Linked DNA regions of Homo sapiens: all the other regions are linked to region 5. A link is a loop called in an ENCODE intact Hi-C map of the cell type or tissue named here. Cell type or tissue: mammary epithelial cell. All regions are shown on one strand. Region 1 has its middle 29 kb from the start of MIR223HG. Region 2 overlaps MSN (moesin). Region 3 holds the start of MSN (moesin). Region 4 has its middle 150 kb from the start of MIR223HG. Region 5 has its middle 61 kb from the start of LAS1L. Region 6 has its middle 79 kb from the start of MSN. Region 7 overlaps MSN (moesin).

The links. Peaks named below come from ENCODE experiments on the same cell type or tissue, not always from the same donor. Only the 100,000 strongest peaks of a DNase experiment are listed, where the experiment ranks them.
Region 1: it touches region 5 in a loop (15-fold over the local background); 99 of 110 quality-filtered maps call a loop at or near these places.
Region 2: it touches region 5 in a loop (13-fold over the local background); 66 of 110 quality-filtered maps call a loop at or near these places.
Region 3: it touches region 5 in a loop (9-fold over the local background); 50 of 110 quality-filtered maps call a loop at or near these places.
Region 4: it touches region 5 in a loop (4-fold over the local background); 4 of 110 quality-filtered maps call a loop at or near these places.
Region 6: a loop joins it to region 5, with 11 times the contacts of the local background. A loop is called at or near these places in 14 of 110 quality-filtered maps.
Region 7: it touches region 5 in a loop (9-fold over the local background); 50 of 110 quality-filtered maps call a loop at or near these places.

Annotation. Positions count from the first base shown.
Region 1 is chrX:65,984,502-65,988,501 of GRCh38, forward strand. No RefSeq gene overlaps it. Among named protein-coding and RNA genes, the nearest start is that of MIR223HG, 29 kb to the right of the region's middle. In mammary epithelial cell, a CTCF peak has its summit at 1,942 (motif pointing left); a DNase peak (open chromatin) is centred at 1,860.
Region 2 is chrX:65,702,182-65,706,181 of GRCh38, forward strand. The region is part of intron 1 of MSN (moesin); the gene reads left to right. Among named protein-coding and RNA genes, the nearest start is that of MSN, 37 kb to the left of the region's middle. RefSeq lists a silencer at 1,974-2,146. In mammary epithelial cell, a CTCF peak has its summit at 1,914 (motif pointing left); no DNase peak of the experiment used is centred here; H3K27ac peaks cover 1,730 bases.
Region 3 is chrX:65,666,108-65,670,107 of GRCh38, forward strand. MSN (moesin) reads left to right here and starts at 1,547. Exons shown (of 13, transcript NM_002444.3): 1 at 1,547-1,746. The coding sequence starts at 1,735. RefSeq lists a silencer at 1,239-1,568. In mammary epithelial cell, no CTCF peak of the experiment used is centred here; DNase peaks (open chromatin) are centred at 1,514 and 2,484; H3K4me3 peaks cover 2,110 bases; H3K27ac peaks cover 2,473 bases.
Region 4 is chrX:65,862,945-65,866,944 of GRCh38, forward strand. No RefSeq gene overlaps it. Among named protein-coding and RNA genes, the nearest start is that of MIR223HG, 150 kb to the right of the region's middle. In mammary epithelial cell, no CTCF peak of the experiment used is centred here; no DNase peak of the experiment used is centred here.
Region 5 is chrX:65,594,044-65,598,043 of GRCh38, forward strand. It overlaps a transcript of MSN not described here. Among named protein-coding and RNA genes, the nearest start is that of LAS1L, 61 kb to the left of the region's middle. In mammary epithelial cell, a CTCF peak has its summit at 1,543 (motif pointing left); DNase peaks (open chromatin) are centred at 1,608 and 2,438; H3K27ac peaks cover 867 bases.
Region 6 is chrX:65,744,550-65,748,549 of GRCh38, forward strand. No RefSeq gene overlaps it. Among named protein-coding and RNA genes, the nearest start is that of MSN, 79 kb to the left of the region's middle. In mammary epithelial cell, a CTCF peak has its summit at 1,637; a DNase peak (open chromatin) is centred at 572; H3K27ac peaks cover 358 bases.
Region 7 is chrX:65,676,546-65,680,545 of GRCh38, forward strand. All of the region lies in intron 1 of MSN (moesin), which reads left to right. Among named protein-coding and RNA genes, the nearest start is that of MSN, 11 kb to the left of the region's middle. In mammary epithelial cell, no CTCF peak of the experiment used is centred here; DNase peaks (open chromatin) are centred at 1,536 and 2,856; H3K27ac peaks cover 2,417 bases.

The DNA.
Region 1 (4,000 bases), 390 kb after region 5:
AGCCTGGATAAAGAAAATGAGGTACATATATACCATGGAATACTATGCAGCCCAAACAAAACAAAACAAAACAAAACAAAACAAAACATGAGATAATGTCCTTTGCAGTAACATGGATCAACCTGGAAGCCATCATCCTCAGCAAACTAACACAGGAACAGAAAACCAAACACAGAATGTTCTCACTCATATGTGGGAGCTGAACAGTGAAAACACATGGACACAGGGAGGGAAACAACACACACGGGGTCCTGTCAGGAGGGTGGGGAGAGACGGCATCAGGATAAATAGCTAATGCATGCTGAGCTTAATACTTAGGTGATGAGTTGATAGGTACAGCAAACCACCATGGCACACGTTTACCTATGTAACAAACCTGCACGTTCTGCACATGTTTCCTGAAATTTAAAATATAATAATTTTTTTAAAAAGAAGAAAAAGAAACTGGTTGACTGAAAAAAACCCACTTCATTTCTCATAGTTTCCCTTTCTCATTTGTAGAACAAAGACTAGATAATCCTTAAAGTCTCTTCCAATCTGGAAACTCCGCAAATGCATAAACTTTCAATAACAAAGGCCCTGTTCCAGATGACATGGGGGCATAATTTGGTAAGACAAAATTCTTGCTCCCAAGCAACTTCACATTTAGTAGGGAAAATAGACATGTATTGTAATTGCCCCTCTTATCTCCTCTGGAATCCTTGGCCCAATTCACAAATCCTTGGCCCACTCTCCAATTAAAAACTCCCTTATAATGCCGCATTTTCTACTGGATAGAGTCAATACTTATTGACATGCTAAGTATTTGATAGAGCAGTTATCTGAAGATACACTCTCTGTCTTCTTATCTATCTCTTTTTTTTTTGGCATTCCAGTATGGCTCCAATCTAGCTTCCTCAATCCTTTGATGTGCCTTTGTTATCACGTAACATGCGCAAAACTAATGTGGTGTTATATATCTGTCATTCTCTAGTTTGACACTTAGATCCTGGAGAGCCAGAATTAAGCCTTAATCTTTTATGAGTCCTTCACATGGGAACTGATATAAAATATACAACCAATATATGTTAAGCAAAAGAATAAATAAGTAAATAAATTAAACAAATCTAACATAAGGTAGAATGTGATCAATGCCATAAGTGAAAGGCATAGATAAAGCACAGACGAGTCTCAAGCATCTGATAATTTGTGACTAGTAGAATTAGGAAAGCTTCTATGGGAATAATGTTGTGTGACAATGTCATTAAAGATAATTAAGGTTTCATCTCATGGAAGATTCCAATGGACGGAGCCAAGTCAAGTCAATAGAACTATGCAGAGGATATGTTCAGAGACTAGGGAACAGTCCAGCCTGGCTGCTCCACGGAGGTTGATGAAAGGGCAAAGAGGGACACTGGTAAAGTTTGTTGGTACCAGATTATAATAAACCTTTAGAACCAGGCTGAAAGTTTTGAATTTTCTTTAGGAGGCAATGAAGAGCACCAGGTGGCTTCTGAGCAGGTAAACACTGTAATCCAATGTGTGCTTGATGGAAAGGAGTAAAAACATGGTGCCCGGGAGGGTCTTAGAGTTTGTGTAGTGATGCAAGACAGCCTGACAGGCAAGAAGACAGACTCTAGACCCTGCTGTGAGGAGGAAGAAGTGTGGCATTCCAGCATGTTTATGAGAACTCAAACACATTGTAACTTAGTGATAGACGCTAACAATCTCAAGCAGCCTTATTCTAACAAATAATGACTCACTCTTACCATTTGTGAATACTAGGCAGCTGTGGCTCTTATATATGTCAGTCATCTGGGGTGCGACATACCAAACCTAACAGGGGATTCACAGTTCTGACTGAGCTCCATCAGGACTGGCTCCTGTGTGACCTGGCCCATCCAGTTGTGGGTTGTTCCCTTTGTTACTAGGGAAAATTTCCCTGCGTTAACATTGCCCTCTAGTGGTTTTTGTTTCCTACAACCGGAGGTACACTTACCCCAACCTTAAACTTTTCCCTTTCTCAGAGATTGCAGTTTTCTTTTCTGTCTCTTTGTTTTCTCTTTCATCTCTACCTTCTCTTATTTCTCCCTCCCTTATTCCATGCAGTGGAGTGAGTGAAGCAGACAGGCCTAGAGAGAATTAGCCCAGTGTTACAGATAAGGAAACTGAGGCTTAGAAATGTGAAGTTAATTTGCTCTACACATTCAGCTACAAAGCATCTTAACTACAAAGTGACTGGATTAGAATTCAAACCATATATCTGAACTTGGAATTCTGGTTTTTATCCAATTCACTTTCCTCCCTTCTTCCTTTCTGTTCTCCCTCATTCCATCTCTCCCTTTTCATTCACCCTCCCTTCCATAAATGCCAGTTGACAATTCTGTGGTAGGAATAGTGTTAAGACATAGAAATAAATAGATACTGTCTTTGAGGGAACTCCCAGTCTCTTATGACAGAGAGACAAAAATAATTATAACCCAATGTGATTATATTGTTGATAGAGTCATGTTGGATGTGCTGGATCATCAAGGATATAGGGTAATTTACCTGTTATAGAAGAGGGAGAAGGGAAGATTATTTCAGGACAAGGAACCAGTCAGCACTAAGGTATAGGTATGGGGAAATAATAAGACATTTTCAGATAAAGAGTAAGGGGATGAAGGAGTTGGGGGAGTGGGGCCTGGAGCCAGATTGTGGCAGCCTTTGTGTGCCAGGCAGAGTATTCTGGACTTTAGCCTCATTCTCTCTTTTTACACAATTTCTGAAGCTTATAAGTAAATACATTTTCTAGGCTATTACCATACCCCCACATACTAAGTTGTTTAGTTTATTTGTCAAGCAGGCCAAAAAATAACAAAATAAACTATTTTTAAGCCTGTCCAGGGGTATAATATGAGTCCAAGACCAAATGGGAATGAAACCCTGGTCTCCTGCCTTCTAGGCCTTCGGATGATAAAAATGAGGAGGGGGAGAAAGGTGGAGAAATTAACTGAAAAATAATGGGATAGATTCCAGACATCTGGACCAGCCTCAAACAAATCAACATGCAGACTATGTCCTGTTTGCTCTGCCTTCCTCTTTACTTACAGGCCTAGAGATTGGGTAGGAAGCAAATGTTTGTTTATCAAAGTATATTTATCCACTGACCTCCAGAATATTTTCAGGGATGGTTGCTGTTCCATGAAAAACATGCAGGTCACAATACATTGGCCTCAAATCACACAGGTATTCTCATAATACTTCCAAATAGTGCTCCTTCTTTCCCCACATCTTATTTGGGTGCATGTATTAATAATTATCAGCCTCCTAACTTTACTTCCTCACATGTATAAGGCTTCCCTTGAACAAAGACTTCTCACGAGCGTTGGGTTCTTCGGCAACCCTAGGAGAGAAGTAAGGAGGTGAAATCAGGTCCTCATTTTTCAGAAGAAGAAACAAAGGTTCAGAGATGAACTTGCCCCCAACTAGGGGAAGGAGGCAGAGTAGGATTCCAAGTTCAGTGCTTTTGCTACCAGTTCCTGTTAGGAAGTGTACTTAAAGAAGCACTAAAGCCACAAGCTTAGTGAAGGCTCATTAACAACACTTTCATTAGCATACTTCATGGTTAATTTCCATTTCCTGCACAATTTCTCCAGACTCAGGGTCCTGAGAGCTAGAGGAGTCACACTGAGCCATTGTTCTGGTCAGTGTGACATGTTTCCATTCTGAGCCAAATTTTCAATAAAGGTCCTCTTTTTTTTTTTTTTTTTTTTTTTTTTTTTCCAGACAGAGTCTCATTCCCTCACCTAGGTTGAAGTGCAGTGGTGCGATCTGGGCTCATTGCAACCTCTGCCTCCTGGGTTTAAGCAATTCTCCTGCCTCTGGCTCCCAAGTAGCTGGGACTACAGGCATGCACCACCATGCCTGGCTAATTTTTGTATTTTCAGTAGAGACAAGGTTTCGCCATATTAGCCAGGCTGGACTCAAACTCTTGACCTCAAGTGATCTTCCCGCCTCAGCCTCCCAAAGTGCTGGGATT
Region 2 (4,000 bases), 110 kb after region 5:
TTTGTATTTTTAGTAGAGACGGGGTTTCACCATGTTGGCCAGGCTGGTCTTGAACTCCTGGCCTCAAGTGATCTGCCCGCCTTGGCCTCCCAAAGTGTTGGGATTACAGGCGTGAGCCACCGCACCCGGCCTTTCAGTTGCTCTTTACTTGCTGTGTTTCCCTTCTATCAGACATCCCTCTAGTCATATTAACACCATCCCAGGCCAGGCGTGGTGGCTCACGCCTGTAATCGCAGCACTTTGGGAGGCAAAGGCGGTCGAATCACTTAAGGCCAGGAGTTCAAGACCAGCCTGGACAACAGGGTGAAACCCCTTCTCTACTAAAAATACAAAAATTAGCCAGACATAGTGGTGGGTGCCTGTAATTGCAGCTACTTGGGAGGCTGAAGCAGGGGAATTGCTTGAACCCGGGAGACGGGGGTTGCAGTGAGCCAAGATCACGCCATTGCACTCCAGCCTGGGTGACAGAGTGAGACTCTGTCTAAAACAAAACAAAACAAAACAAAACAAAAACAGTTTGTGATCTTCTGGATACCATCTGAGGGAGTTTGGAGGTCCCAGTGGGTTGTGTTGAGGGTTGCAGACTTGTGTGTGTTAATGGGACATAACTGGAGAAAATGGCAAGGCAGAGTCCAGAATAAGGAAGGAAGATCAGGCAGCCTTTGAAAATAATAAGGCAGCATAGGTGCTGTGTTGTGCTCTGCCTTTCCATAGGATTCTGCTTCTTGGGGAGGAAATCCCCATCTCTCTCAAGAGATAAAATATTTAAAATAATGCTGGAATACATGTGTATTTAACTGTTGTGCATGGTTTCACATTGTCTTGCCAACTAGAAATGTAATCACCTTTTAGTTTTCCCTGAAAGTGAGAGTCCTTTATGCTAGAAGGGCTCTTTAGAGGTCTTCTTGGGCAGCCCCTAGCCCTCTGTAGTGAAACAGGTTTTTGTTTTAAATTATTCCTGACAGGTAGGATATTCGTCATAATATGGCTAAAAGGGGAGGGATTAGTAATCATCACATTCTACTTATGATGTGTCAAGTACTTTCATGTCTATTATTATTATTATTTTTATTTTTATTACTGTTCAATTATTTTCTTCCTCCAGTGTCAAACATGTCTGTTATGTTAACTTAAATCTCCCAATAACCCTGTACTGAGGTCGATATTATTAGACCCGTTTTATAGATTAGGAAACTGAATTTTAGAAAGAGGAAGGTCAAAAAGGCTCCAAAGCTCAAAATGCTGAGACCATTATTTCCAGGACAAGGGCTCCTGGGTTTTCTGTGGGTTTCCCAGATACTAGATTTGGTTCTTAGCTTACCAGCAAGGTAGGTAGGAAGCCAACCTTAGCCTACCCCTGGGGTTGAAAACAGAGGTTTTTTGTTTTTTGTTTTTTTTTGACAGGATCTCTCTCTGTTGCACAGGATAGAGTGCAGTGGCAAGATTTTGGCTCACTGCAACCTCTGCCTCCTGTGTTGAAGCAAGCGATTCTCATGCCTCAGCCTCCTAAGTAAGTATTAGTAGCTGGGACTACAGGCGTGCGCCACCATGCCCAGCTAATTTTTGTACTTTTTGTAGAGACAGAATTTCGCCATTTTGCCCAGGCTGGTCTTTAACTGGGCTCAAGCGGTCTGCTTGCCTCACCCTCCCAAAGTGCTGGGATTACAGGCATGAGCCACCACGCTCAGCTGGAAACAGAGCTTTTTGATTAGGGCCAGAAGCGTCCCCCTGCAACTGCATATTTGACTAATCCTGGCTTCAGCAGTTTTAACATTCCCATGAGCAATAGATGGAACCCAAGTTTGGGTTTGGATCAGCTCCAGTGTGCTTCAGAAGTATGATGCTGGAGGTTGCTGGAGTCTGTTCCTAAGCAGAGGGAATAGAGCCCTCTTCTGGCACCCTGGGCAGAGCTGGCATATTCAGGCAGCCAAAAATGGTCAGTTTCCAGTCTACAAATACTTCCTGTAAAACTTGCTGGCAGGAAGCTGGGTCAAGCAGGAAAGTGACGCTAAAGAGTGAAGCCCAGCTAGGTGTGGCCCCGGATAGGGGCTTTGCCCATCTGGAGACTTACTTTATTAATGATGGGTCTGCACTTCTTTTATTTCAGCAGCTTTGAAGTTTTATGGGAGTTGAAGGAATCTGTTGTTCTTGGCTGCCTGGATATGAACCCATTACTCAAATTCCCTTCCTCTTTCTCTGCTCTGTGCCCTCCTCAATCCCCAGCTTGAGTCTTGGCTATGCCTATTACTGGGGGCCTTCCCAACCAGTTGCTATTCAAGTTTTTCCAAAGAAAACAGTTCTGGAAACAGGGCTCTCTGAGTTCTCCTTCCATGGTGTTATAAAATATTTAGTCTCCCTAGAATGGGTGGTGGTGATTGTCTCAGATCCTGAAAGTTAGGCCTGCCCTCTGTTGAAAGCTAAACTTCCAAGCAGTGCCAGCTTGGAGTTTTTCACGGAAACAAATTGATCCAGCCTCCTCCACATAGTTTTTTTTTTAGATCAATAATAGTATGCTTGAAGTATCTACTGTTTTCTAAATGTCAGGCTGGCACTATGGCTTACTAAATAGGCTAGTGGATCAAAAGCCAGGTTTTTTTTTTTTTTTTGAGATGGAGTCTTGCTCCGTCACCCAGGCTGGAGTGCAGTGGCGCAATCTTGGCTCACTGCAATCTCCGCTTCCCGGGTTCAAGCAATTTTCCTGTCTCAGCCGCCCTAGTAGCTGGGACAACAGGCACACAACACCATGCCTGGCTAATTTTTTGTATTTTTAGGAGAAACAGGATGTCACCATATTGGTCAGGCTGGTCTCGAACTCCTGACCTCAGGTGATCCTCCCACCTTGGCCTCCCAAAGTGCTGGGATTACAAGTGTGAGCCACCGCGCCCAGCCTCAAAAGCCAGGTTTTTAGCCCCTCCTCCCACACTGCCTAGCAGCTGTGTGGCTCTGGGCCAGTGCCTACCTTTCTTTGGACCTCAGTTTCCCCAGCTGTATGTTGCAAGGTTCGAATCGAGTGATCTCTGACGTCTTTTTCAGGTCTGACAGTTTGGGATTCTGGACTGTTTATTTTCTTAGAGGACAAGTTGAAGTTCAGAAGGGAGAAGCCATATGAGATTCTAGGATGCATGGGTTGAAATAATGAGAAAATGTAAAAAGAGGAATGGCCATGCTAAGGAGCTGGTGTGTCAGCCCATGTGCCTAAGAAGGAGAGATGAGTTGGGGCTGGAGAGTATTTGCCCTGGGGGTATGGTTTGGCTAAGGTGATTTTGAAAGTAAGAACTGAAGTTAGGTTCAGACACTAAGCAGATGGTTTTCTTCCTGACTTTCACGTGTGGAGAGAAAAACAAGAGGGGTTTACCTGGGCCTGAGGTTGAACAAAAGGCCATGCAATTACGGCTGGATTAACGAAGAAACTAACTTGCTAAAGTGACATCACTGTTTCTGATTTTTTTCTTTCAATTTTCACCTCTGACCTGAACTCTGCTCCCACAGGGACAAGGTGGTTATATTTCCATTGCTAACCCTCACACATATGGTAATTGGAGGAGTAACTCTCAGTTTCCAGTGTGCCCTTGTCTTCCAGTTGAAATGCTTCTTGAGGAGCTTCGGATGACAGGGCTGGGTCAAAACAAATGAAAGGGGACCCTTGTCTCTGACGCCCTCTGGAGCAGTTGGAGTGGTTGAAGAAATACTGCTAACCCATTAAGGTGTGAGTGAGGTTGGGTGTTGTTCTCCTTTCTAGAAGCTACTGGGAAAAGGCACAGGCATAGGAAAGGTTAACCCCAGTCAGGTTTTATGGGCTGTATTGAGAGTCTGGAAGAGGTCCTAGCAGATAACTGTACCAGTTACCACTTCCAAGTCAACAGGGAAGAGGCTGACTTGCTGAGAAGTGAGTTAGTCAGTGAAGGAAGAGGAGGAGGAGCAGAATGGCCCCTAGGCTAAAGATTCAAAGCAAACCTTGTTTTCCCTCTTATGGAAAAAAGCTAGTTGAGACAGTGCTGTC
Region 3 (4,000 bases), 72 kb after region 5:
AAGCGATTCTCCTGCCTCATCCTCCCGAGTGCCTGGAACTACGTGCCATCACACCCGGCTAATTTTTTTGTTTTTTTTTTTCGCATTTTTAATAGAGATGAGGTTTCGCCATGTTGAGCAGGCTGGTCTCAAACTCTTGACCTCAAGTGATCTGCAGGTCTTGGCCTCCCAAAGTGGTAGGATTACAGGTGTAAGCCACTGCACATGGTCTCACTTACTATTATTATTATTATTTTTGAGACAGAGTTTCACTCTGTTGCCCTGGCTGGAGTGCACTGGCTCAGTCTTGACTCACTGTAACCTCCGCCTCCCGGGTTCAAGCGATTCTCCCTCCTCAGCCTCCCGAGTAGCTCGGATTACAGGCACGTGCCCGGCTAATTTTTGTAATTTTAGTAGAGACGGGGTTTCACCATGTTGGCCAGGCTGGTCTTGAACTCCTGACCTCAGGTGATCAGCCCGCCTCAGCCTCCCAAAGTGCTGGGATTACAGGAGTGAGCCACTATGCCCGGCTCTCACTTATTTTTTTTGTATAGATATGGGAGGGGGTCTTGATATGCTCCCCAGGCTGGTCTCGAATTCCTGGGCTCAAGCAATCCTCCTGCATCAGCCTCTCAAAGTGTTAAGATTACAGTCATGAGCCACCGCACTCAGCCTAAAACTCAGACTTGACCAGACGACTTCAACAGTCTAGAACACTGCCATCCTGGGATTCTGTGACCTTGACAAGAAGGAGAAAGGGAGCTGGCAGACAAACCCCAAGGGTGTGGACTAGGGAGGTCACATCTAACCTGAGGGAATTATAGCCAGCCCCATCAGGACATCAGAAAGTGAATGTACTGGGAGAGGGGCTAAAGGATCAGGTCACTGATTTGAGGAAGGTGAAGACTGGGATTTAGATGAAGGAAAGATAAATGAGGACTGAGCAAGGATGGGTAGGAAATATGATGGGGAGAGTCCTACGGAAGAGAATGGATGAAGTGTTTTAAGAGGTGAGGCAGTTTAGCCAAAAGAAGAGAAGTTTCCTGTGGACCTGAGATCTTCAGGCCTTTGAGGAGCTGTTAGGGACAACAGGGGATCTGTGTGGCCTCAGGGAGCAGAACTGAGATCCATGGATGGAAGCCATAGAGAAAAGGAGTTCAGACACGGCAAGAACTTTCTAAGAGCCAGAGCTGTCTAGAGAAGGAAAAGATAGGTAGTGAGCTCCCCATCAGTGGAAAGTTGCAGTCAGGGGCTGAGTAAGCATCTGTCAGGGCCCAGGGTCTGGGCCCTGAGTGGGGGTGGGGCTGGAAGGCCAGGACGTGGAAGGCTAGGGGCTGTGACCAGGGTGGGAGAGGAGCCGGGTGGGTCTGGGTGGGGAGTGGTAGCTACCCTAGGTCCGCCCGGGCCCAGCCGGGCCCCCCACGTGGCCGCTGTGGCCTGGCTGCGCCGGGCCTGGCCAGGCGGGGCTGGGCGGGGCAAGGCCAGCGGTCGGCGGGGAGGCGGGCGCGAGGGCGGGGAGCGGCGCGGAAGCCGGGCCACATAAAGGAGCGGGCGGCGCGACAGGGGCGGCTCTTTCCTGGGTGGGGTTTGTGAAGTCGTGGCCCGTTAGCAGGAAGCCTAACAGTCGCCCCGACGCTAGTGAGGGACCCAATCTGAGTCCCCGGCCAGCCGAATCCAAGCCGTGTGTACTGCGTGCTCAGCACTGCCCGACAGTCCTAGCTAAACTTCGCCAACTCCGCTGCCTTTGCCGCCACCATGCCCAAAACGGTGAGTGCCGGAGGTGGGCGCTGTCGACCCCAATGGCTCTGGCTGAGCCTCATAGCCCTTTGCTGATGGCTGAGGGCTTGGCCAGCCACCGGCCCGCCTGGGACGCCGCGCCCTCCGCCATAGCCAAGGGTAGGGAGGGGACCGGAGTGGGATCCTGGTCTGGTGCGCCCTCAGGGGTTGAGGGGGTGTCCAGGCTGGAAGTTTGGACGGGGCGAGGCCTGCCTCTTTCTCAGGTTCCAGTTCCCTGTGTCTGAGATGCAACAGTCAGGACGGCTTCGTTGGGGCCTGGGGTTTCCCCTTTTCCCTGATGGGCCATGGGCACAGAGGAGAGGATTCTGGTCCAGAAGACAACACTTTCCCCAACCCAGGAATTGGCACCTTTCTGGGGCAAGGCTGCCAATGTCCAAGAGGGGACATGGGAACAGAGAAGCAGGGAGAAAGGAGGGAGCCGCTCGGGGCGGATCCGGCACCCCCACTCATCTTTCCCACAGCCTCACCGGGTGGCTCCAGCTGTTTTCCACTAGGAGGTGAGGAGAGAGATGTGAGGAAATCGTCATCGAGGCTGCACCCGAGAGCACCAACACTTATTTAGGCACCAGTCTGAGGAGAGGCCTACCCCATCTCCTGGGAGAGAGGACCGGTTTCTCCCTCCTCTCCACCTCCAAATCCCTGCCCCTCCTATTGCTTAATGCCTCTCTATCTCCTCCTATCCCCTCCGGACTATTTTGTGTGGTGTGGGTTTTCTCGTGGGGCCACACCTTTCTAGAGTGGTGGTTGATTTGGGGATGCGTCTCCACCCCACTGGCTGTTACGAGAGGAACAGAAGCCTCCTGGGAGTGGGGATAGGGGGGCCGGATGCCCAGGAGGGAGAGGGGAGGAGGGGTGTGCCTGACTAATGAGCTCTGCTTGCTTTTGTGCAAGTCATGCCAAATGGCTGCTGAGGCCCTTCCCTTGCTCAGAAAGGCCTGGTGACCACCCTGGCTTGAGTCCCTTAGGCCAAACAGCTTGTTGAGCTGGCCTAGGCAATGCAGTGCTCCCAAACATGTCTCCCCAGGACTGCTTGAGCCTTGTAGAGGTGAGATAGTGACTAGTAGCCTTGAAAAGGGCTGAAGGTCCCCTGGGATGAGAGGAGGAGAGTTGGGGGCCCAGCCTTTTGGGTTTGTGATGAGCTTTGGTTGCCACGTTACTGTATACCAGCCTCACTGCCAAGTCGTTCTTGCCTTTCCAGAACCTTGTCCTTCAGAAACACCAAGTTTTCAAAAAGTATGTGCTTTCACTGTCTATCTCCTTTAAATTGCTTGTGGTTTTAGGACATGAGGCTTTTACACACTTTGTTCCCTAGTCCCCGCCCCCAAAGAGAGAGAGTAATGGTTTTGGAGAGAGGGGAAAATATCCCATTGTCTGCCAAAACAAGATTATAAAGATCCTGTCAGGAGCGGCTCTTTGGGTCTCTCTCTGTGGTTGACTCCTGACTCCTCTTAAGGTGCGGCTTTGCCTGAACAGTTGGGTGGATCTCTGGGAATAGACATTGCTCCACGGTCTTTCTTCTGTAGTGGCATATCTCATCCTCAGTTCTGAGATAGCCCACTTTGAAACACAGCTTCATGGGCCTGGAAGTTGCTTCAAACTTGCATTAACCGTCTCATCTGAGTCAAAGTGGCAAAGAAGACAAGACAGCGTGTTTATTGTTTTCCTGGGAATGGAGAGAGAATGGAGTATAAGCTGTTTGTAGTCAGGCCTGGAGTAATGAGGGTACCTAAATACTGAAGGCATTTTTATGCAGATTGACTGAAACCTGAATCAAATTGGAAGGAGAGGGCTGAATTTTGATAGACTGGAAGTATTAGAGAATTTTCTATACTTTGACTCAAGGAATGGTCAACTTTTAGGAAAAGCAACTATATTATGTCTGTTAAGATCATAGAATCTTAACCTGAAAGGGACCTTGGAGACTATTTAGTACAACTCTCTTAAAAAAAAAAACTAAAACTAAAACAAAAATCTAATGAGGCTATTGAGACCTACAGGGAAAGACCTACCTAAGGGCACATGGTGACTGAGCCAAGATTGGGGTCCAGGCTTTCTGATGCTCATCTCATTGACCCTTTATTCTGACCCAATGATTGAGTTCTTGACATTTGAGTTCCCTTTCTTGCTCCAAACAAATTGCCCACTGTTCTCAGACCTTTATGGTCCTCAGATAAAAGGAAATGAGTAATTTGAGCAAAGTGGCCAAGGTTGACATTTGTGTGGT
Region 4 (4,000 bases), 270 kb after region 5:
TGCCCATGGCAGGTCAGTCTGAGTCGGCAGAAAGGAGTCTGCTCCCTACTTCCCATGGACCCTGGGATGGGCCTTGGGGTCTTGGGCTAAAAGGTGGCTTTCTGCTTGTTAACTTCCCTCTCCCATCCTGATGAGTGCCTGGAATTGTGCCTCTTCTTCTGTCTTAGGTGTTAGGTTTCCCTCTGTAACTTCCCTGGCTAAAATGGAGTGGTATCTGTATTCTAGACACAAAAGAGATGGAAAATTTGACCTACTGGACTATCGAAGGGCTCCCATAAGCAGCTTTGCCTTACTGCAAAGGCCTCCTATAGAAGGAACCATTCCATCCTCCCCCATCCCTGCCCAATTCCACCATCCTGGGGACCAGAAGTATCCTACTTAGGCTTGGCAATAATGGTACGATTCTCAACAATGACAAGAGTATCATTATTCTCAACAATGATACTCTTATCATTGTTGAGAATAAGGCGTCTTCACTGGATCTGTGTACCATTGTTCAGTTCAGTCTCATCATCCGTGACGAAGGTGGACTGGGCCCATGGAGAGTTCCCATCAGAGCCGCATTGTCTGGCTAACTGGCCTCCCAGAGTTGGTCCCTGGGAGAGGTGAGATGGGAAATGAAAAATCCATATGTCATGAACTGGTGAGATAAACACTGCAGACAACCTCACCTAGAGACCACGTTGTTGATTGTTTCAGATGCATTTCCATCCTCTTTCTAAACCTCAATTCTGATCATGCCTCTCTCCAGTTCAAAATCCCTCAATAGCTCCTCTTTGTTTACAGGATAAAGCCCAAGCTCCTTTGCTGGGCCCTATTCTGCTTTTCCTGATTTATCTCCTGCCCTTTGCCCCCTTGTATCTTGTATTCCAGCTCCTCACTTTTCTTTGAACATGATGTGCTTGGTTCATGCCTCTTGGCCATTGCTCATAGTAGTTCATCAGCCTGGTATGCCTATCTGCTCCCACCTAGTAAATGCCTAATCATTTGCCACCCAGTTCAATTGTCATGTTAAAGCCCTCCCTGGTACTCCTACATACAAATAGTTTATTCTTCCTCTCCCAACACGGGGTCTTTTTCTTGCTGGGCTTTCTCTTCTTTAGACTCTTGGGGCCCTGATTTTTAAAAATTCATTAAACCTCATAAGCTAGATACTATTATCACCCCCATAACTTGCCCCAAGTCTCACATTGTGTTTAGTGATGGAACCAGGATGCAAACCCCGGCAATCTGTCTCTAGCACTTGTAACTTTCTTTTTTCTTTAGAGAAAGGGTCTTGTTTTGTCACTCGGGCTGGAGTGCAGTGATGTGATCATAGCTCACTGCAACCTGAAACTCCTGGGGTTGAATGATCCTCCTGCCTCAGCATCCTGAGCAGTGGGGATTACAGGTGTGAGCAACTGCACTCAGCTTGCATCCCTGATTTTAAGGTTCCCAAAGCATGGAAAGGGTTGGAACCACTGGTGCCCAGCCCAGGGCTCAGTAAGTTGAGATTATCAGAAAAAGAACCCATGTAGGCATGGATCTGAAATTAGGTAGGTAAGGGTACTGTAATAGATGGAGAATAAAAAGGAGAAAGAGCTAGAGCTCTACTCATGGGCATTGAAAGAGTCCTGAAATATGGAGTGGGGAGAGGCATGGTTTCCACATTCCTATTCATGAACAATGGCTGGCAGCTGGTGCTGATGGAAAGGGGTCCTAAAAACAATTATCTTTCTTCCCAAGTTGGCCTTTCCTTCTACCTAGGTTAGATGGTCCTAGTATGAGTCAAAACAAAGCAAAAATCTCCAGTATCTTCCTCATGTGGGAAGCTGCCAGGGTGCTTAGGGGCAAGCAAAGAAGGAGGATTCTTTCTGCCCTAACTTCTCTGAGGATTTTGGTAAATTTCACTGCATATTATCTGTGAAAATGCTTAATCCCCTGCTTCTTCAAACCCTCCCAAGCTGCCTTTCCTATGATGTTTTTCTACTCACCTGGGCTTTCATTTCTTGGGCTCCTTTGGACAGACCTGTAAGCAGGGAAGTCAGGGTGCAGGAGGTAGGGACAAGCATGGTACTCACCTGGAGATACAGTATGACTGGTTGAGGACCAAAATAGTGGACTGCTGTTTGCCACTCTCACTCCCACTGGAACTCAGACACCCACTGGAACTCAGACTCCCAAATGTGCTCAGGCTCAAGCTCCTGAAGGTGTTCAAGCCTTCATTGACACTCAGCTATGATTGACACTGATGTCTTCATTGAAGATCATAGTATTGGCTGCACTTGCAGTTTTGCTGCCAGTCTCAATTCTGCAGGTGCCCACCCCTTCACTGACGCTCATGTCTGCATTGGTGCTTGCTTCTATGCTGGCATTGTTGATGTTGCTGCTGCTTGTGTTCTCAATGGCTACTATGATTTCACTAGCAATGGAGTTTCCACTAGTATTTATGATCTTAGAGCTGCTTGGGCCACTGACACTCCTGGTATCACTGCAGTTGCTGGTGCTACTGTCACTCTTAGTATGATAACTTCTTATGGCACTACTGCCACTTTGAAAGTGTTTTATGGTCAGCTTAATTTTCTGTGGGAGAATGAGGCCTTTAGGCAGGAACCTGGTAGCTCTCCTGCCACCCCTTTGATGCCTTCCATGTCCTAGCACCCTCCTCTGAGAAGAACATACTTTCCTTTCCACTTTGTTGGAATAACAGTAATAGCTAAGTATTAACGAGCACAAGCTATGTACCAAGTAATTTTCTAATTTATTTCAATCCGTTCGTCAGAGCCTCATTAGAATTGTACAATTGTAATTGTACAATATACAATTATTAGCCTGTTAGGTATGAAATCTAACATACAAAGAAAAGTAACTTTCCCAAGGCCACACAGCTAATAGATAGCAAAAACAGACTTTCAGACCATCTTTTTCAAGGCTTGGGCTTTTAACTACTATAGGCCAAAGGGAGAGAAGAATAAGGAAACACATTGCCTATTTATGGTGTAAAATTATAAAGAATAGCAAAGAAATGATTACTGTAAAAACTAGGATAGTAGTTACCTCTAGTGGGGAAAGATGGAGAGGGAAATAGGGAGGAGCACATGAGGTAATGTTGAGGTGTTGGTATTGTTTTATTTCTTGACCTGGTCGTGGTTATGCAAGTGTTTTGCTTCATAGTTATTTATCAAATGCTACTTGTATGGTTCATGTTCTTTTTCTGTATGTATTCTTTAAATCATATTTTCAAGTTAAGGAAAACCTCAGAATAGTACTGCTCATGTCTGTTTTCTTGCTTTGCTTTTTGTTTCCTGTACTGAAGGTCAATCCAGGGCCTGTTTAGGGCTGTGGTTAACTTCTGAGGTACACCTTAGGCAAGATGATGCCTAAGATGAGAGACACCCAGTCCAAGTCATAAAGCCAGTGAAAGACAAGTTTAGTGGTAGCTTGCCTTACAGTGATCTATGTCTTCAGCCAAGCAGCAGCAGTAGTCATGGTGAGAGAGGGTGCTACAGGGGTGGGGCTTTCCAGAAAAGAATGTTGTTGTGGGTATTTCTGAAGGCTAAAGTCATGCTTTCTGAGCCCATAGAATGGTTCTTAAGGGCCTGAAAACTCTGAGTGTTCAGGGAGGGGGCGGGAAGCAAGTATATTCACTTGATTTTTCTTCACTTGCTTTTCCCCTTTCTTTCCTCCCCAAAAGTATTTGCCCTTTATCCAGTTTATACCCTCTTCATCACACATCTCCTCCTCACACATACTGGCTTAGGAATACAGAACTGCAGACTTAGAAGGAGTCTTAAATTTCAGCTATTCCTCCTATTTTTGAAGAAAAAATTATTTCTTTTAGCAAAATTATATGCACAATATATTAAACAGATAATATATCGATAATATATTGATCATCCCACTCTGGCCTTCATATTCTCAGAAACACATCTTAGGAATAGCAAAACATGTTTAAAAAAAATCACTGTTCTAAGCCACCCTTCACCTCCTAATGGTACATAGGGAAATTTATGCCTAGAGA
Region 5 (4,000 bases):
GGCAGAGAGGTTTCCGTTTAAGGAACACTGAGAGAGGATCAGAATTATGGCAAAACATCAAAGACAATCTCGACCTTCTCATTGCCTAGAAGTGAAAGGTGTTGGAGCAATTTGCAGCTTTCAGAGACCATTCTAGTCCACCGCCCTTAATTTAGAGTTGGGAAAAAATGAAGTTTAGAGAAGCGGGGGAATTTCCCTAAGGGCACAAAGGCAAGTAGTGGCAGAACTGGGAGTTCTGTCACCTCAGAGCAATACTGTATCAATCTTTGTCAACTCATTAGCATCAGAGGTGGGTTGTTAGAATTTCCAAATAAAAGTAGAGAAGACTGTACCCTGTTCTAGGCAGCAGCAATGGTGGTAGTGGCATGAGGGGATGGTGGTGGGATGAAGTGGTGGGGGTGGGACTAGGATGTAATGGAAAGCCTTGGAAGCTTGAATGAGTAGGCTTGGATATTAGGGTTGAAAGGACCTTTGGGAATTGGTGGCCCCTACTTGGGTAGGGGCAGAGAAGCATAGAATACCACAGAACATTATAAAAATAACCAGATAGAATGTCAGGGCTGGGAGAAACCTGGAACCTCATCAAGTCCAGCTCACTCCTGTTTCAGGTGGGGAAACTGAGATCCAGAGAGAGGCTGAAAACTTGACCTGGTTTCTACAGTGAATCAGGAGAGAAGTAGGGCTGCAACCATCCCTGTCACACAACAAGAAACACTGGCTGCCTTTGTTGTTTCCCTTGCATCTGAGTTGGATGATCAGACTTTTTAACCAAGAAAGAGAGATGAGGGAGGGGAGCCCAGTGTTTCATGGCCTGCCTAGAGCTACTTATATAATTAAACATTATAGAATGACAGCATGAAAGCCTTAGTATGCACCTGTTTCTGTAACATAACCCTATATCTGAACCCACCCTACACCTCCAGCATGTAATGCCCTGCAATACTGAGTCCAAGAAGCCCCTCAAATTTAGTGATACCTCAAGACTGAGACCACAAATCCTGTAGACAGTAGGGCCTTCCCTGAATACCAAGCACTCCCTAGTCTTTCTCATGATTAGGTTCTCACTCTCACACTAAGGTCACTCCTTTTTTCTGCCCAGGCATACATTTTATCTTCTCTGAGGAGGGAAGGGAGTAGATGGGGATGCTGAAAAGCACTTTAATTTGAGCAGTTCTTGCCATATCTTTGCCCCTCATGTGAAAACTTCTCAGCCATGGAACTAACTTGTTCCCATACCCACTCTCATAGCACAGTCACCCTCCACCCCCATTCATCCACACCCCTGACATTTACTCACTTCGCCCATGGCAGAGACCGTACTGGCCATGCTCTCTGCACAGCCCTGGAAAGCCTCTTGTTTCTAGTCACTAGGAGAGAAGGTCCAGTCTCCCAGCACACACTTCTTATCTGGATGTCTCTCATTGTGAGGGACTGGGAGGTCTGTAGGCCTACCTCAGCCTGATTCTGGCCCTATCTAGTGAAGCACTCAGTGATCTCTTGCGCCCCCCTCTGGCCTCAGTTCTTTAGCGGTTGCTACAGCAAGTGGTCTAGTTGGGCCTGCACTTCCAAGTCAGACCCATAGAGGGCAACCACTTGCCAGTTTATGAGAAATCACTCTGGGTGTGGCCTCTCCCTTTGTTCACTTCCTTTTCAGTGCTTGTAAAATTCTAGAACCACAGGCTGTCAGAATCAGAGGGTGTGTTTAGATAACTTATATTTGAATATCCTCATGATAAAGATAGAGAAACAGGCCCAGAGAAGAGATGAGACCAGTCTAAACTCAGACAGTGATTCACTCTGTGGCAGTTAGGGCTAGAATCCACGTTTCCTGAATGCCAGTTCAGAACTTTTGAAACACACGGCCAAGCATCTAACCCAAATGCCTCATTTTATAGTTGTGAAAACTGAGGCCCCGGAAAGAAGTTGACTAAGGTTGTACAGTCGTTGTGATAGAGCTAGGACTCAAACCCAGGTCTTCTGAATCCCAGTCCAGATTCAGAAACATAATGTTAGGCATCTAGTTCATCCTGTTGGTTTTTTTTTTTCTTTATAGATGAAAAGAGTTCAGAGAGGGAATCTAATTTACCTGAAGCCACAGAGTAAATTAGTGAAAATCAGAACCGGAGCCCAAGGCTGGCTGTAGAACTGGGACTGAATGGAAACTGGGGACTCTGACTTCTAGTCTCCAAGAAACCTCAATAACTTAGGGACCCCAGTGTCTTGGAATTAAATAACAGAGGTAGGGATGCAGTCCTTGCTTAAGCTGACTATGAATGAATCCCCAGGAGGCTGGAATCTGGGGCATAGTGTGTACGTGTGTGTGTTTGGGAGGGAGGGAGTCTGCTCTGGTCCCCTCCAAAAAACTCTTAAGAAAAGACTCACCTCATTTCTCCCCTTTCAAGGCCTCTGGCTTTGAGAGTGAGAAGATGACTCACTCATTGCCCACAGTTGCCGCTGAGAACATAATTGCTAGCTGGGACATCACCACAGCATCCAGCCATCACATTTGCAGAGTAGTGTCTTGTTTTGTCAAAGCTCTTTCCTATTTTTCTTTTTCTTTTTTTTTTTTTATTTCAGCTTCCTCAAGCTCCAGGGAGCCAGATGAGGCAGATACCATTACCTCTTCTTTTATAAAGAAGAAACTCATTTATGGAGGGGTGGGGGGAATGAGGGGGGACCTGAACTGGTGTTGGACTGACTGAGACTAAATCCCCAGTCCTCTGATTTCCAGCTTTCTGGAGTGTCTGCATAAATACCCAGAGTCCCAGAGGAGACAGCAGTGTCCCTCAAATGCCTGATGACAGCTCCTCCCTCATTTATTAATCACTGAGCTGGGGCCAGATACTGTACTGGGCTTTCATTGGAGACAAAGGTGACAGAAACCCTGCCTTTAAGTGTTCACAATCTGGATATTGATTAAGTCACCACTCTGCCCATTTCAATCCTCAGCTTTCTCTTCTTCTACTAGAAAAATAACTCCAACAGTGCTTTATTTTATTTTATTTATTTCTTATACATTTATTTGAGACAGAGTCTCATTCTGTTCCCCAGGCTACAGTGCAGAACTTGGTCACAGCTCACTGAAGCCTCAACCTCCTGGGCTCAAGTGATCCTCTCACTTTAGCCTCTTCTGAGTAGCTAGGACCACCATGCTTGGCTTTTCTTTTCTTTCTTTCTTTTTTTTTTTTTGAGACAGCATCCCACTATGTTGCCCAGCCTGGTCTCAAACTCCAGGACTCCAGTGATCCTCCCACCTCGGCCTCCCAAAGCACTGGGATTACAGATGTGAGCCACCTGGCCCAGCCTTGTTTTATTATTTTTGAGACAGGGTCTGGCCCTATAGTCCAAGCTGGAGTCCAGTGGTGTGATCACAGTTCACTGCAGCCTCAACCTCCTGAGCTCTGGTGATTCTCCCACCTCGCCCTCCCTAGTAGCTGGGACCACAGGCATGCAACACCATGCCCAGCTAATTTTTAATTTTTTTTGTAGAGATGGGGTTTTGCTATGTGGCCTAGACTGGTCTTAAACTCCTAGGCTCAAGCGATCTTCCTACCTCGGCCTCCCAAAGTGTTGGGATTACAGGTGTGAGCCACCATGCCCAGTCCAATAGTGCTTTTTGGCTGGAGACATTGAATCAATTTTATAACCTTTTCAGAGATTGATTAGGAGTCAGAACACTAACATTCTAGTTCCAGTTCTGTTACTTCACTGTGTAATAGTGAGCTAGTCCTTTCCTATGCATGGGCTTCAGTTTTCACATCTGCAAAATGATTTTGTGGGATGGGGTCAGAAGACAGTAGGAATATAGTTTCTAAGAACTTCTGGCTCAGATCATTTAGGAGATGAAGACACTTTGTAATCTGTGGGCAGTGTTGTTTCTTTGGGTAAAAGGCTGGAGGGTAGGAGCCCGCTGGGCCTGTTATGAGACCTTTCATCCTGCTGTCTTCCTCCTTAACTTTGTGAGGTACCCTTCCCAAGGAGCAGGGAACTTGGGCTTTCT
Region 6 (4,000 bases), 150 kb after region 5:
CCAGTATGTCTCAGCCTTTTTTTTTACCCAGCCCCTATTCTAGATGAAGTAGCTCTGGCTCAAGCATCTCTGACAATCTGACCTCCAGAATTTGTTCTGTTTTAAGCCACTCTAGCATTATTCTCCATTTCCCTATTTCTTGAAATTCCTTATTCTTGAAATGACAATATTATAGAAATGGAGAAGGGAACAAATTAGTGGTTGCCTGCAGTTAAAGAACAAGGCAGGGGATGGAGAGCATGTGAGAAATGGATATGGCTATGAGAGAGCAACAGGAGGGGTCCTTGTGATACCTAGTGTCTTGACTATATCAATGTTAAAATCTTGGTTGTGATATTGAAGGCTAATTTACAAGATGATACCACTGGGAGAACATGAGTAAATTGTACATGGGATCTCTCTGTATAATTTCTTACAACTGTATGTGAATCTACAAAGACCTCAAAAAAATTAATTTAAAAAATAATGGGTAGAGATGCTGGGTATATATCCAAGAGCAATGAGTGCTTATGTCCACCAAAAGACATAGCAATACTATTTGCAATAGCACCAATCTGGAAGCTAGCCAGACTTTCATCAACAGGAGAATGAACAAAACAATTGTATATTCATAAATGGGGTATTACTCAACAATAAAAATGAATGGACTACTGCGATATTGTGAAATATATATATTTGGTCTTCCTCTTATTTCCTGGCATACCACTCCTAAAATCCTTGGGAGCTCCAAAGTGCTGTCTTTTTGTATGCTAATGATTGACTAATAACTTCAGTGTGGGACTGGTCACCAGAAAGACAAAGCATGAATAGAAGGTTGGGACTTTCCTCTAACCTCCAGGGAGGGGAGAGGGGCTTAAGGTCAAGTTGATTGCCAATGGCTAATAGTTTAATCAACCATGCCTACATAATGAAGTCTCCATAAAAATCTATTACGTTGGTGCAAAAGTTACTGCTGTTTTTGCCATTAAAAGTAATGGCAAAAGGTGTGGTGGCGCATGCCTGTAATCCCAGCTACTCTTCGAAACGCTGAGGCACGAGAATCACTTGAGCACAGGAAGTGAAGATTGCAGTGAGTGGAGATGGCTCCTCTGCACTCCAGCGTGAGTGACAGAGCAAGACTCTGTCTCAAAACAAAACAAAACAAAACAAAACAAAACAAAACAAAAACAACCCTCACTCTGGATCCTCCTTGAAGAAGAAGCCAAAATTCCTTAGCCTAGTGGCTCTTCACTATTTGACTTGTCTTATCTTCCACTATCCATCATCATCTATCTCCCCACAGCACTTTGCATTCCAGGCATACTAGACCTGGCATCCCTCAAAATCCCAGACTTTCTCATAATGACGTTCCATTGCAATAATAATTGTAATTAGCATTTATTAAATACTTACTGTTCAGTGTGCTTTACAGGTATTACCACATATCTTCACAGTATCTCTGAGACAAGGGCAGTTATTACAGATAAGGAAACTAAGGTACAGAAAGGATAAGTAACTTGCCCAAAGTCACATAGCTTGGAGTGACAGAGGCAAGATTTAAATGTTTCCTAGAGCTTCAAATTCAGAATAACAAATATATTATTTTTATTCTTATTCCACTTGGCTCATCTTCTTATGCCTCTCTCTCACTTGGTGGCGCCACTATCCACGCCTTTTTCCAGAATAAGAACTTGGATATTTCTCCTTGACAATTTTCTTTCCCTAGCGCGGTCCCAGTGCCCAATCTCCTGCCTTTCATTCTGCAAATAGCTTTTTAATGCCATATCTGCTTCTCTTCTGCTGCTGGGACCGTTGCCTCTAGTGAGTGGCCTCCTCACTAGATCTCCAGTCAACTTTCTATCCTCTGCTGCCAGTAACTTGTCAGAAACTTCTACTCTTCTTTTCTTTGTTCAGTTTCTCCATTCCTACCTGAGTTGGTCTCACATTCTCTGCAAGGCACAAGTGATTTCACCCAGTTCAGTGACTAATTATGGCCTATGTATTAATGACTCCCATGTTTATCTCTCTAGTCCATAACTCTCTCCAAGTTCAATTTGGACAACTAACTGCTCCCTTGAAACCTCTACCTGCATATCTAATACGATTCTTAAAGTTTACTTAGTCAAAGCAGAACGCTTGATTTTCTTCCCAAATCCTTTCCTCCCTCAATCTTCCTCACCTCAGTAAATGATGCCACCATTTGCCCAGTTGCTCAGGCCCCCAAATCAGGCACCATCATTCCTCTTTTCTCACTCCTAGAACCAGTTCATCGGTAGTAAGGCCTGTCCAGTCTACTTTCTTTCTTTATTTTATTTTATTTTATTTTTTCCATATGGACTCTCACTCTGTTGCCCAGGCTGGAGTGCAGTGGCATGATGTCGGCTCACTGCAACCTATGCCTCCTGTCCTCAAGCGATTCTTCCACCTCAGCCTCCCAAGTAGCTGGGACTACAGGCACGCACCACCACTTCTGGCTAATTTTTGTATTTTTAGTAAAGACAGGGTTTCGCCATGTTGACTAGCCTGGTTTTGAACTCCTGACATCAAGGGATGCGCCCACCTTGTCCTCCCAAAGTGCTGGGATTACAGGTGTGAGCCACTGAGCCCGGCCTATCCAGTCTTCTTTCAAATATGACTCCAAACACAACTACTTTTTACTTCCTCCAATTCATCACCTAATCTGAGCCATTATTACCTCTGGTCAGGACAATTGAAATGACTTCCCAACAGGTCTCTCTGCCTCCACTTTTGCTCTCCTACAGTCCATTCTTCACACAGTAGCCAGAGAGACCTTTTACAAGTGTAAATTAGGTTACATCACTCCCTTACTTTAAACCTCCCATGGGTTTTTTTCTTTAATCACACTCAGAATGAAATTCAAATCTGTACTGTTACCTTCCAGGCTCTATGTAATCTGGCCCTTTCTCACCTCTTTTTTCATTTCACCTCTTAGCACCCTTCCCTGGCTTACTATGCTTCAGCCACATTGTCCTTATTTCTTTTCCATTAATATCCCAAGCTCATCCAAGTATCAGGCCTTTAACTGCCCCATTGTCTGGAATGTTCTTGCCAGAGAATTTCCCATGACCGGCTCCTCATCATTCAGGTCCCAGCTCACAGAAGTACCCCTTTATCACCCTATCTGAATTAGTCCCCACTTCCCAACTCACATACACACCTATAATAGCTAACTTATATGGCTTACAATGTGCCAGATACCGTTCTAAGCCCTTTTGCATAAATTAAATCACCCTTACTATGCTCTTACAAGATAAATGCTGTTATTGCACCATATTATAGATGAGGAAGGACACTAAGACACAAAAAAGTTAAACAGCATTCCTAAAGTTACACAGCTAATAAAAAGGCAAACCATGATTTGAATTCATTCTCTATTTCATTATCCTGCTTTATTTTTTCATAACATTTCTCACTAACTGAAATGATCTAATTTATCTATTTCTTATTGTTTATTACCCATCTGTCCATCTAGAATATAACCTTCACAAAGGCAGGGACTTTTTTTGTTCACAGCTGTATTCTCCAACAACTTACCTGGACACAGTAAGTACTCAATGTTTGTTGAATGAGTTAATGGCTCCTCCCTAGGAATGTGCTGCTTTCTCTAGTTGGGATGATCTTCCTCTTTCTTTCTGAATTCCAACATATAATCTTTTTTAAATTTATTTTGTAATTGTTTTTAACTTCTTATTTCCATAGGTTTTTGGGGAACAGGTGGTGTTTGGTTACATGAGTAAGTTCTTTAGTGGTGATTTGTGAGATTTTGGTGTACCCATCTCCCGAACACAGTATATACTGAACCCAATTTGTGGTCCTTTATCCCTCACCCCCTTCCCATTCTTTCCCCGAGTCCCCAAAGTCCCAACATCTAATCTTTTAGGACCAGCTTCAGTCTTGCTTTCCCTCGGAAACCTCCTGTCCATCCTCCCCTCCTCACTAATGTACCATATTGTCTGGTCCTCCCCTGGCTTCAGCTCATGAATGAAATGACACTGAGTGG
Region 7 (4,000 bases), 83 kb after region 5:
ATGACAATTTGGTTGTACAAAACAAGATATAATCCTGAAAATTTTTTTCCTGGGTATATATTTGGGAAGTGACTGGGGCCAAGGCCTAGGAGGGGGAACAAGGCATACCTGTCAGGCTTGATCAGTATTTCTTTCCCTCTCTTTAGCCTTGGCCTCCATTAAATACCTGAGAAGGATCAAGTCTTATTTTTCTCAAGTTGTGTGTTTAGATAAGGTTCCTGATCTTACTTTCGTGATCTAATCTGCCTTCCCTCCAACCCATGATCCATTTCCTTTTTTTTCTTTTCTTTTTTTTTTGAGACGGAGTCTTGCTCTGTTGCCCAGGCTGGAGTGCAGTGGCATGACTTTGGCTCACTGCAACCTCCATCTCCTGGGTTCAAGAGATTCTCCTGCCTCAGCCACCCAAGTAGCTGGGACTACAGGTGTGCGCCGCCACGCCCGGCTAATTTTTATATTTTTTTTAGTAGAGATGAGGTTTCACCATGTTGGCCAGGCTGGTCTTGAACTCCTGACCTCGGGTGATCTGCCTGCTTCAGCCTCCCAAAGTGCTGGGATTACAAGCGTGAGGCACTGCGCCTGGCTGATCCATTTATTTTTTCAGATTCTCAGCCTGGATGTTTGATGAAGCTCACCAAGAGCCTCTTTTATCTGTTGTAATTTTTAACTGAGGTTGACTAATCTATGGTATAGAGTTGGAGGGTGAGGGTCAAGGTAACAGTCAATCTGGGCATCATTAGTTAAGTCGTACAAATCTTTGCTATTTTCAAGGGTTTTAAGTGAGCTAAACTCCTCTCCAAACATCCTTGTAGATACTTGTGGGAGACTGACTAATTCCTTTACAAAGAAGAAAAGTCACATAACTTCTTTGCCTTTTAATTTTCTTTTTCTCCAACATGAAAATATCAGCAATATTAGAAAGAGGCACATGGAGTTTGCGTGTGGTGGCTCATGCCTGTAATCCCAGCACTTTGAGAGGCTGAGGCAGGTGGATCATTTGAGGTCAGGAATTTGAGACCAGCCTGGCCAATATGGTGAAACCTTGTCTCTACTAAAAATAGAAAAAATAGCCGGGCGTGTTGGCGGGAGCCTGTAATCCCAGCTACTTGGGAGGCTGAGGCAGGAGAATCACTTGAACCTGGGAGGTGGAGGTTACAGTGAGCTGAGATCACGCCATTGCACTCCAGCCTGGGTGACAAAGCAAGACTCTGTCTAAAAAAAAAGAAAAAAAAAAAGAAATATGTAAATGGAAAAGAACAAACCCCCCTCCCAGGTTCCTTATTCCCCTTGGTGCCTGGGCCATTGTAGATCTAGCATATGCTTGGTGGGGACATCTGCCATTTGCTTTAGGGTTACACTACATCTTTCTACTTTGAGTGCTTGAAGAGTTGCTCCAGCAGGGCCTGATGTGGGCCTGGTGAAAATCTAGCCTAGTTGCCTTTCTGTCTGCCATAGCCTGGGCATTTTCCTAAGGTTGGGAGTTTTTTTCCTTCTGGTCTTAGGCCAGTTGCCAGAGGAAACCGATGACTAAAGGCTTCCTCCCTGCAACGTCAACTTCTGGAACCTTTCCTGATGATTCCTACCAGTCAAGTCTGCCTTATTTGGCTATTTTCTCCCCCCTCAAGTTACTCCCTCTCCTTGCCACCCCACCTCAACTAGTCCTCTGTTCTCCTTTAGTACAGGGAATGCCTTCTTCAAGTTTATACAATACCACCTGCAAACTTCTTTTCTTCTTGTTTAGAGTCCTAATATGGGGGAGGAGTGGGGAAGGAGAGAGGAAGATGGGAGAGCTCTGGAATGACTGTGATTTCTCCACCCTGCTTTCTTATCTCCCTTTATCCTCTTGGCACTGCCTGGTCACTCCTCTACAGCTTCTTACCTAGATCTCTGACAGCCTAGGAGTGGTCTCGATTGGCCTAAAGAGGTTCAGAGTGTGGGGGTGGGATGGGGCTAGGGCTTTCAGCATTTGAAACTATTTCTTTGGAGCAGGTAAAGCCTTCCAGTTGGTAAGTCTAGTTCTTTAAGTATGCCTGTTGTATGCCTAGCCTTCTCACTTGGCTTTCCTGGGTGGGCTGAGTCTAAGTTCCCTCTACCTCCCCTTCCCAGTCCTGAGCTGTCTAACTTTAGGTTAGAAGAGCTGAGCTTTTGACACTTACAGCTTGGGGCACTTGTCTGGGTGTCTTTAAAAATACCTTTTAGTAAAAAATGGTACAATGGAAAGAAGAGTGAGATATTTGGTTTTTAATCTCTGCCTGTGTGACCTTGGGCAAGTCACTTTTATGAGGCTTAATTTTCTTATCTACAAAATAGAGACATTGGCTTTTTCTGACATTCTGATTATTTGTGCCCAGTCTTTAAGAGGCTAGGAAAGGGGTCTTGGAAAGCGTGTAGCAGAGCAGAGTGGTGACTTTTCGGAGAAGCTTCCTTTTCCCATTTAGAATGGCATTGAGTGTGTCATTTTCTCCTCTGGCTATCAACATGTAAGCAGCCCCCTCTATTTCAGTGAGCTCTGCTCTGGGATATACTGAATCTACCTACCAGAGAGCTCACTGTGGAGATTCTGGCTTGGAGAGACAACTGTTGACTACATGCCTTGGGTGGGGTCTTGGAGTCCAGCCTGCAGACTACAGTTGCTGGCTATTTTTGGTCATCTGTGACTCAGGAAGAATAGAAGACCCTTGGATTGGTCATTGTTCCATCAGGGAAAGGGAAGACAAAGAAACAAGCTAAAACTGAGGACATATGAGATTTCACTTCCTTTACTCCCTCCCCCACAACATCCCTTTTTGTAGGGCTATGAAATTGCTTTTGACTGAGTCTTAAATTGCTAAGCTCCCTTTCCCCTTCCTCTATCTGAATCATTGTTGACTATGTTGCCCTTGGACGGGGAGAGCTAGGTGATATGGGCTTGGGTGGAGCAAAAGGGAGAATTTCTAGTCAGGAAGATTGCCACACACCTAGTGTTGGGCTTTCAACTGATCCTGTATTTTGTAAATATGGTTTCCTTTGGTATTAGTCCTGGAGATCAAAGGAGAGGGACTTCTGAATTTTCTGTGAGGGCCTACAAGGCTGATAGGGAATAAGCAAGTTTATGGGAAAGGTGTACCCTTCACTGGATCTGTTTTTACCCATCCTCTACTTCTTCCTCCTTTTCGTCCTTCTCACTGACACTTTATCCAGTGCTTGCTTGTGAAACAAGGATCCCACATTGGATCTCAGCCACCTAAGAGTTGGCCATGAACATAAACCTTACCTGCTCTGAGCCCCCTGGAGAAAGCACAAGAAGTCTTGGCATCTGTTTTCCTTCCTTTAGAAACAAGTTCCTTGGGCATCCTTGGGCAGTTTAACCAGAGAAGCCTTAGTTGGGTAGTGCTGGGCAGTGCTGTTAGGGGGAAGATTCTTCTCCAGCATTGAGCTGGAATGGCCTGTGGGCTATGCAGGAGCTTGCTGCTGGAAGCAGCTGCCTTGCTGGAAGCTTCTCATTCTTCCTAGGTACCTCACATGGGTTGTTAGCGATGCCAGTTGTAGGTGGTGGATCAAAATGGCTGTTGGTTTGGGAAGGTAGGCAAGCAGGTGGAGGAAGAAGGAATGTAGAGTCAAATGGAAGAAGAGTGGTTCTTTTTTTATATTTCCCCTTTTTTTAAAACTCAGCATGGCATATGACAAAGTTTAGCAAATAGAGAGAGAAATTGTGTATAAATTCATCATTTTAACATGGCAATAATTATTTGTATTTCTTGTCGTATCTCATATATGTACCTTAGTTTTTGGTGGTGCAATCATAGTGTACATAAAAAAGTTCTCCTTCTTTCCCCCTACTTAACACATCACTAAAAACTTAGATAAATGCTATTTAATTTTAAGAAATGAACATTCTAATGGCCATGTAAAATTCTATTCAAAGGCTATGCCATAATTTAAAACCATTCTCCTTTGGGGGAGCATTTAGATTACTCCCAGCATTTGCTAGTATAGATACATTCCCATGAATGTGAAAAGAGAA